Regions from separate parts of the Homo sapiens genome. Here region 1 is linked to region 2. Evidence: chromatin loops called from intact Hi-C (ENCODE). Cell type or tissue: ascending aorta. All regions are shown on one strand.

The links. A loop is a pair of places that touch in the nucleus more often than their neighbours do. Peaks named below come from ENCODE experiments on the same cell type or tissue, not always from the same donor. Only the 100,000 strongest peaks of a DNase experiment are listed, where the experiment ranks them.
Region 1: it touches region 2 in a loop (3-fold over the local background); 5 of 110 quality-filtered maps call a loop at or near these places.

Annotation. Positions count from the first base shown.
Region 1 is chr10:124,150,397-124,155,396 of GRCh38, forward strand. It overlaps a transcript of LOC105378536 not described here. Among named protein-coding and RNA genes, the nearest start is that of CHST15, 59 kb to the left of the region's middle. RefSeq lists a silencer at 2,939-3,198. In ascending aorta, no CTCF peak of the experiment used is centred here; DNase peaks (open chromatin) are centred at 1,945, 2,275 and 2,865; H3K4me3 peaks cover 917 bases; H3K27ac peaks cover 2,393 bases.
Region 2 is chr10:124,222,492-124,227,491 of GRCh38, forward strand. No RefSeq gene overlaps it. Among named protein-coding and RNA genes, the nearest start is that of CHST15, 130 kb to the left of the region's middle. In ascending aorta, no CTCF peak of the experiment used is centred here; DNase peaks (open chromatin) are centred at 2,300 and 3,010; H3K27ac peaks cover 4,152 bases.

The sequences.
Region 1 (5,000 bases), 72 kb before region 2:
GTGAGTACTCCAGAGAAGAAGGCAGGTGACTCTGAGCTGGACCAAGAAGTGTTCTGATGGGGTGGGATGGGGGCCTGTGAGGCCAGGAGGGTCTTCCCATTCTTGAGCAGTGCCACATGAGGCTTAGAATGAGGCATCTGAATTTTGAGAGGTGAATCAGAATGAGCCCAGGTTGAGAGAAGGGGCAGGTTTGTAAGATTGCTGCAGACAGCGAGAACAGCACGTGCAAAGGACCTGAGGTTAAGTTCAGGGACAGCTGAGAGGCAAGCAGAGCCCAGCCCACCAAGGTGCCTAAAGAGCCTAAAGAGCCAGGCCTTTGTCCTGACAGGGCTGGGGAGCCAGGGAAGGCTCCGGGCAGAGGCGTGACCAGCTCGCAGTCCCGCTTGACATCAACATGCTCTCCATAATGAAATTGAATGAAAACCTATAATGCAAAAAGCATGCTGAGCCCTGACTTCCGGCTGGGCTATTTGGGCACAAGAAAGACCCAGGTCCAGAATCAACCTACGGGCTAGGTGCAGAAACTGCCAACCCAGAGGGAAGCCCCCAAGCCGAGGCAGCTGGGCCTTGAAAGCCAGCACCTCTGAGCAGCCCCCAGACACATCAGTAGCCCCGGTGCGTCTAGAGGATCCCTGTCCCCAGGCGTGGAAGGGGCCACTCACCTGGGAACCACAATGACAGCAGCAGCAACAGCAGCCACACGAACCAGTCTCAAGTCAACCGCCCAAAGGGGCCATGTGCCATGTAGAACTCCACATGTGACAGTGGAGAAATACAACAAGGTCACGAGTGCCTCCAAGCACCTGTCATCGTCCAACTAGGAAAGCGAACCCTTTGTTCATGCAGCTCAGAAATCAAATTTCTGGAAGAGATGCAAATGAGAGAGACCAAGAGAGGGCAAGGAGGCTTTCCTTCACTGGCAGGCAGCGGGAGGGAAGGTAGGAGAGAGGAGGCTAGCCTCATGCTGGGGACAGGCAGCAGCTAGGAGACTGTCACAGAGAGGGGACTCGCACATGAAGAGAAATGCTCAGATGGGAATTTGGGGGAGCTCTACTGTGTCCTGTTGGATTAAGAGACCCCTGCACACATTGTCTTCCACCTGTCTGGGGTCTAACTTGTGTTCTCCTCGGGCCAGTGTATAGACACTGGGCTCAAGGGGGCCCAGGGAGACTGCAGTTATGGGTGCATTTTCCCATTCTATCCTCACAATGAGCCTGTGAAAAGGTGTCATTATCAACCCCACCCCACGCTGGGACAGAGGCTCAGGGAGGCTGGAAAATGGCAGAGGCTCCCCAGCTAGCACAGAAGACCCTGATGGAAACGGGCTGACTCTGGCAGCTAGGCTTACTGAGCAGATAGATAAATGCCCCATCTGTGCAGCTTTGGAGATGAGGGCACCGCCAGGGACTCTGGGTGATCGTGTCTTAGCCAGAGGGAGAGCTCTTAGAAAGGCTGGTACAGGATGGGCAGCACAGGTGATGACGACCACCAAGACAGGGCGAGGCTTTCCCTCTCAGGAAACCAGATCTTCAGAGCTACCCTGCACCACTGCCCCGGGAGCTTCCATCCCTGGACTCAGGGGACGATGAGATGGCCACTTGGTGAAGCCGAAGTCGTCTTTATGGAGCAGGTTGGAACCATCTCCCATGGCAGTCCCAGAGCCAAGGAAACCAGAACCAGGCAAGAAAGAGGCCAGGCCCTGCTCCTGGCTTCCGCTGGGCGGTGGGGGTCCTGGGTGACCTTTCCCTGCCCCACAGGCAGCCCCTTTTCTTCTGCGAGTGGCTGGCAGACTTTGATTTGGGGAAACTGCCTCTGCATAGCCCCTGTCTTGGCGGGACTGTCAGCCAAGGCGTGGTAAGTTGGCCCGAGCCAGGCCGCTGGGAAGCTTTCTCCCTTGCTTTGGGAGCCTAGGCAGAGTTCCTGCAATGCCATCCTCTGAGGGTTTCCTTGGAGCTCCTCCCAGCACAGTCCTGTCTGCTGACTCAGTCCAGAGCTCCGCTGTTTGCTTAAGGCAGCCTGCGGGCCCTGCCCTGCGGCATCGGAGGCCCCCGGTGAGACCACGGGGCACAGCGCCCCTCCAGTCTGCCCCTCCCACTCTTCTTGTCACCGGGGAGCAAGGGGGTCCCTCGCAGGGCCTCTCAGCCCAGACGAGAAAAAGGGCAGAGGAAGCAGAGGGTCGCAGAAGAGAGAGGTGACAGGAGGAAACGCGGGGCGGGTGGCTGCCACGTTTAGTGTCCACCTGGAGTGGGGCCAGCACAGCTTGGGTGTTGCCTCGATCTCTGCGAGATCAGCGTCATTATCCCCAGAGACGGGCATCCAAGCCCCTGTCTAGTCCAAGGCGGAGCCACATTCAAACCCAGTTCAGCCCCTGCACTGCCCACTCTCCCTGAGTCCCCGACACCCACAGAAAGCCCCTGACGTAAATTCAACTCAGCACAGGGCAGTTCAGCTCTGCACCCATGCACCAGCCCCGCGGAGGGCCGGCCCCTGGGCTGGGCACTGAGGTACCGAGTTAGCACCAGGGCACCACCCTTGTGGCCAGGGAGAGGGGCCAGCAATGCCTGCCCTTCCCATTCGTGCCATAGGATCCCCTCAGCTCATCCTCCCAGCAGCCTGTGAGGGCAGAATTACTGGCTCCATTCGAAGCTTAGGGCCTCAGAGTAATCCGCCCACGGTCCCCCAGCGGGGAGATGGCAGTGCCAGGATTTAACTCCACAGGTGTCCTGTTGCCACCCCCTCCTTCCCAGAACAAAACAGATAACACCAGGTGTACCCAACCCCGGGGAACTGTGCTAAGTGTTGTGGTTCTGAGGAGGAAATGACTCAGCAGTCAGGAAGTCTTCCTGGATGAGAAGGCAGTGACCGAGCGGGGAGAATCTCAGCAGCTTCACACAGCCAGGCGGGACACCCCAGCAGAGGAAGGAGAGGCTGGGGAAGAGCAGAGCAGCTGGTGGCCCTGAGTGTGGTGGGAGCCAGAGGGGGGAAACGGTGCTCGTGCCCAGGGCAAGGGAAATAAGAAAGGGGGAGGGAGAGGCAGCACCGAGGGCCTGCGGGCGCTGGGCTGGAAGCACGTCAGCAGGGGGGCCACAAAGGGTGTGGTGGGAGAGGACTGGCCCGTGCTGTGGGAAGTGCTCACACGCACTCACACCCAGTCACACACACACTCATACATACACACAGGCGCGCACACACACACTCATATACATACACCTATACATACACACAGGGACAGGCGCACACACACCCACTCACACATAGGCACAGGCACACACACACACACCTCTACACACAGGCACACTCACCTTTACTCGCACACACTTATACATATGCACAGCCACACTCACACACACACACTTACACACAGGCACACACACATACATACACCTATACATACAGGCACTCACACCCACTCACACACACACATACACACAGGCACAGGCACTCACACCCACTCACACATACAGGCACAGGCACACACATGCACTTACACACAGGTACACTCACCCTCACGCACATGTATACATACTTACACACAAGCACACTCACACACTTATACACACAGCCACACTCACACCCCTCTACATACACACAGGCATACTCGCCCTTACACACACTTATACATACACACAGGCCCACTCTCTCACACACACTCATGTATACACACAGGCACACCCTCACAGACATACTCATAGGCCCACTCACACACACTCATATATACGCACAGGCACTCACACCCACTCTTACACTCATACAGGCACACACACACACCTCTACACACAGGCACACTCACCCTCACTCACACACACTTATACATACGCATAGGTCCACTCACACACACACACACACATAAGCACAGGCACACACACATACAGACACACACAGACACGCTCACACCCACAAACACCTCTACATACACACAGGCACACTCACACCCTCATTCACACATAAATACACATATGCGGACAGCACTTATACATCCTTACACACAGGCACACTCACACATACACCCTTACACACAGGCACACTCACACTTACATGTAGGCTCACCTACACATATATACTCACAGGCATAACCCCCACACACACATGCAGCCACCCCTCCCCCCACACACACATGCACACTCACCCCCACACTCACACATGCATGCACATTCACCCCCCCACACACGCATGCCCACACTCACACACATGCATGCACACTCACCCTCATGCTCACACACACTCGCACACTCACCCTCATGCTCACACACCCTCGCACACTCACCCCACTCACACACTCGCACACTCACCCCACTCACACATGCACACTCACCCCACTCACACACATGCACACTCACCCCACACACATGCACACTCACCCCCCACACTCACATGCACATTCACCCCATGCTCACATGCATGCACACTCACCCCCACGCTCACACACAAAAACACCTCCACACTCACAAACATGCATGCACACTCACCCACACACATGCACACTCACCCACATGCTCACATACATGCACTCACCCCCACACTCACATACACACTCACCCCCCACTCACCCCATGCTCACATACATTCACACTTACCCCCATGCTCACACATGCATGCACACTCACCCCCACATTCACACATGCATGCACACTCACCCCCACACTCACTCACCTCCATGCTCACACACATGTACACTCACCCCCACACATGCATGCACACTCACCTTCACACACACGCATGCACACCCCTGCACTCACACACACCCATGCTCACACATGCACACTCATCCCCATGCTCACACACATGCATGCACTCACCCCACACATGCATGCACTTACCCCCATGCTCACACACGCATGCACACTCACCCCCATGCTCACACACATGCACACTCACCCCCACACTCACATACATGCTCACCCCCATGCTCACATATGCACACTTACCCCCACACTCACAATGCATGCACACTCACCCCCACTCACAATGCCTGCACTCACCCCCACACACATGCATGTACA
Region 2 (5,000 bases):
GGCCCAGTTCCAGCAGCCCTCAGGCTGCTCACAGTCCAGTGGGGAGGCCTGAGCGTAGGGCCAGGTGGCCCAGGGAAGGGGGGGATTCACAGATTCACCCTGTGTAGGGCCCAAAGGGAAGCCTCATGGGGTCAGGGTATTTGCATGAATGGACGCAGCTGAGTTCACCAGGCGTCCAGGCAAGGAAACAGCAGGACAGAAAACATCAAGAGCTCTGGGCAGTTTAGCTTGTCTGGGAGTGGGGGCAGTGGGCCCAAGGCGTGTTGGTGGGAATTACCGAGGACGCCATTTGAAAAGGGTAAGTATTGCCCTCCCTCCCACTGCTGGAGGCGCTTGGAGGCTTCCACCTTGAGCTCCGTAGTCAGGAGACCTCAGCATCTTGTGAGGCATGAGCTGTAACAGGGAGTGTGTTCAGGGCGCCGCCCCCCAAGCCCCAGGCAGCCAGGATTTGCCCATTTTCAGAGCTTCATCATAGCAACTCCTAAACATACTGAGTGCTTAATTTATGCAAAGCACTGTTCCAAGCTCATAAGTCACAGAGCTGGGATTCAAGCCCAGGGAGCCCATTACCTGAGCCTGTATCAATAACCCAGGCAGGCCTTGCAGGGGGTTCAGGGAGCTCCTGAGAGTGACTTTCAGGCAGCTCGCTGTCCTGGCCAGAGCTAGTCCATCCCATCCCAGCCTCGGATGAAGAGCAAACCCTGAGGCAAGAGAGGATTGGGGGAGATTGACGACGATGCAGCTGGCTGCCAGCAACATCCCTGGCACCTAACATGCATTAAAGCTCATTATGTGCCAGGTTTCGTGCGAAACCTTGTAACTGCATTAGCACATTTATCCCTCAATCCTATGAGGTGAGAACCACTTTATCCCCATTTTACAGTGGAGGGAACGGAAGCCAAAAGCAATTAGGTTTCCTGCCTGGAGTCACAAAGCAGTCAAGGCTGGGCCAGGAGTCCAACCCAGGTGGTGTGACAGGCAGTCCGGACACTCTCCCGGCCACTTGGGCATCCTTGCACAGCTGAAGAGCCTGGACAGTAAGGGGAGGTACCACGCAAGGGCAGTGATGACAGGGCACAGCATAACCCTGCACCCCCTTACCCAGGCCTCTTTATAGATGCCCAGATTTGGGGCAGAACTGCCTGGCTGACTTTCCTGCATCAGTGACATTTGACACCTGACCTGGGAGGTTTTGAAGTGAGGAAAACTGATGACACATTTCTGCACATTCCCACTGTTCAATGCCAGCCGAGAACACTCTTGAGAAGTACAAGGGGTTTGGCTAAATCTCCTGCCTGGAATGGGACAAGAGCAGGTAAGAGGCAGCCCCCCTGTACACAGAAGCATCGGCAGGCAGGGTCATACGCATTCCCAGCAGGTTGTGCAGAGGTAGGCTCCTGGGTCAGCGGGAGGAACCCAAACACTGGTGATGACAAGGGCATGCCCAGGCCTTCCTGTGCACTTCCGAGAGCCAGGGCCTGGAGATGGGAACATGTAAGCCAGGCCATGAAGCACTGAGAAGTCTGTTTAACTAAAGTGGGCAGGGATGCTCAAGGACCCACCAGGAGATGGAAGGGGCTGCGGTCAAAGGCCCTGACGCTGGAGGTTTTCAGTCTCACCCCCTCCTTTCTGGCAGTAGAGGAATTCTGAGTGTTTCCCATCTCTTCCACCTCCTCATTTGCTGCTGTTTTCCAACCCTTACTTTAAATTCCCCACCAACATACACATGCACACACAAACACACAGCTTCTAGAGCCCCATCTCCATATATCAAGTGAAAAGAGTGATTTTCATGGGTAAACCTTGTTTCCCAAGGATGCAGCCTGGCCCTTGGTCAATGTGAGGGGAACTTAACCAGCTCCTCCAAGACTGAGATTTGGCTTCGAGTTCAGCATGGAGCCGGGACCCCCAGGGCTGGTCAGTGAAAGTGAGTGGAGCTGAATACCAACAGGGCTGGGGTGGAGTGGGTCCAGGGCCCACGCCACAGCCCTGGCTCTTTCCACGCTGCGGTGGCCACCTCAGCCCCAGCCTGTGTCTGGGATGCTGTCGAAGTAGCGAAGTGCTTCATGCACCAGCATCAGGTGGCCGTGATCAGGCTATGGGTTTAACGCAGCATGAAGATGGGTGGGGAATGGGATCACCTCTCTCTGCCTGCATCCCCCAGACCCTGGAGTCTGCTCCACAGAAGGCAGAAGCTGAGTGAGTGAGCTGGGAGGCCCGGGAAGCATATCTCCAGTGCCATTCCCAGTCTGGGCACCAGCCTCCTCTGCGCCCTGCGGGCTACGGGCCAGCCCCTGGGCTCCAGCCTCCCACGTACGATGCCTATTTGGAAGTGAACCAGGATAGAATTTCTAAGGGTTGAGCCACCTTCCTGGGATCACTTGCTGAGTCAGATGCTGCCAGAACCACAGAATGTCCCCAAAATTCACAAGACACCCATATCCTTTCTCAGGGCACCGGCTCATTTATGTGCAGGCTGAAGCTATTTGGTTTGTTCTAAAAAGCGTGGCACCAGCAGCTTCAGTTAAAGAGATCGCAAACTTTGCAGACACAAACAACTTGAAAAATAGGTCAAATCCTGTTTTGTACATTCACAGGGCTGCCTTTTCCAGCGTTTCTCCCTAAAATCAAATCAGCAGTGTATGTAAATGAGTTGAGAGAATTCATTACGTTAATTTATCTAATTTTGGAGGCAAACCTGAAACAAACAGCGCCTCACTTTCTAACACTCAGGCCCTCATAGAATATTGATTCCTGAGTTTTACTGGCCTTGCACGAAGGCCTTTTTATAGCCCCAAAGGAATGAGATCATCAGTTTCCTCAGGCATACAAATGTCCTGCTCAGAGGCCCTGAGACAGCATTCTCCAAGGTCATTTCAAGGGATGGCTGGCATGGTAGACCACCCAAAGCTCAGATTTGGGAGTCTATGGGACGTGCATGCAGAAGCACTGTGCCTGGGGCCACCGATCCCAGCAAGATCAACAGCTGCGAATGGCAAGTGGTCCCAGCAGAGGTGGCGGTGAGGTCCATATTATTTCAGGATCCTGGCAGTGTTCATGGTAGTAAGCTGTGGAATTAAGAATATTTCCAGGGCCAAGGCTGCCAGCAACAGAGCTGTGTTCATGGCAGAAAGAAGCCCAGACAAACAGTGATGGCTTCATCACCTCCTGCCTCTCAGTGGGCCAGTGTGATGTCCTCAGAATGATACATTTCACTGTGAAGAACCCCAAATTCCCATGTGACCCCGGAGCCAGCCGTTTTAGCAGACTAACCATGATTTTCATCCAGTTTTGTGAACAGTGATTGCCACTGCTGGCCAGTCCCTCAAGGCAGCCAAGTAGGTGCAGGACTGTATTTTATATTTGGAAGAACACAAGGAGCTCTGTCTGACCCCAAATGTCTCTTTGCTGCCTGTTGGTAGCTGGGGCCAAGGGTCTCCTGCAGCTAGGATCACAGGCCTTCAAGATGGGTGCAAGGCAGAGCACACAGAGCTCAGGGCACGCGGTGGACTGCTTTGCAGTCCTTGCTCTGCCTCGGAATACCGTGTGGAATATTGTGTACAATACCGTGTGGAATGCCATGTGGAATATTGTGTGGAATACCGTGTGAAATACCATGTGGAATATTTTGTGGGATACCGTGTGGAATATTGTACGGAATAACATGTGGAATAATGTGTGGAATAATGTGTGGAATACTGTGTGGATACCATGTGGAATAACGTGTGGAATACGGTGTGCAACACAGTGTGGAATACCATGTGGGATATTGCGTGGAATACCGTGTGGAATACAGTGTGGAACATTGTGTGGAATACTGTGAGGAATATAGTGTGGAATACTATGTGGAATATTGTGTGGAATACCATGCGGAACACTGTGTGGAATAACGTGGGGAATATTGTGTGGGATACCATGTGGAATAACGTGTAGAATATGGCGTGGAACACAGTGTGGAATACCACGTGGAACATTGTGTGGAATACTGTGTGGAATACAGTGTGGAATACTTTGTGGAATACCGTGTGGAATATTGTGTGAAATACCATGTGGAATATTCTTTGGAACACTGTCTGGAATACCATGTGGAATACCCAGTGGAATATTGTGTGAAATACTGTGCAGAATATCGTGTGGAATACCGTGTGGAATACTGAGTGGAATACCATGTGGAATACCGTATGGAATACCATGTGCAGTACCGTGTGGAATACTGTGTGGAATACCATGTGAAATATCGTGTGGAATACTGTGTGGAATAACATGTGGAATACTGTATGGAATACCGTGTGGAATACCATGTGGAATATTGGGTGGAATACCGTGTGGAATACCAGGTGGAATGCCGTGTGGAATACCATGTGGGATACCATATGAAATATCGTATGGAATACCCTGTGGAATATTGTGTGGAATACCACATGGAATATTGTGTGGAATACATTATGGAATATTGTGTGGAATACCATCTGGAATACCATGTCAAATACCGTGTGGAATATTGTGTGGAATATCATGTGGAATATTGAATGGAATACCGGGGGGAATACCATGTGGAATACCATATGGGATACTGTGTGGAATACCATGTGGAATATTGGGTGGAATACCATGTGGAATATTGTGTGGAATACCGTGTGGAATACTATGTGGAATACCATGTGGAATATCGTGTGGAATATCATGTGGAATATTGTGTGGAATACCTTGTGGAATAGTGAGTGGAATACCATGTGGAATACTGTGAATAATATATTATTGAATATTGTATGGAATATTGTGTGGAATACAGTGTGGAATACTGTGTGCAATATTGTGTGGAATTCTGCATGGAATATTGTGTGGAATACCGTGTGGAATATTGTGTGGGATACTGTGTGGAATAACGTGTGGAATATTGTGTGGAACACCATGTGGAATATCGTGTGGAATATTGTGTGGAATACCATTTGGAATACGGTGTGAAATATTGTGTGGAATACCTTGTGGAATACCATGTG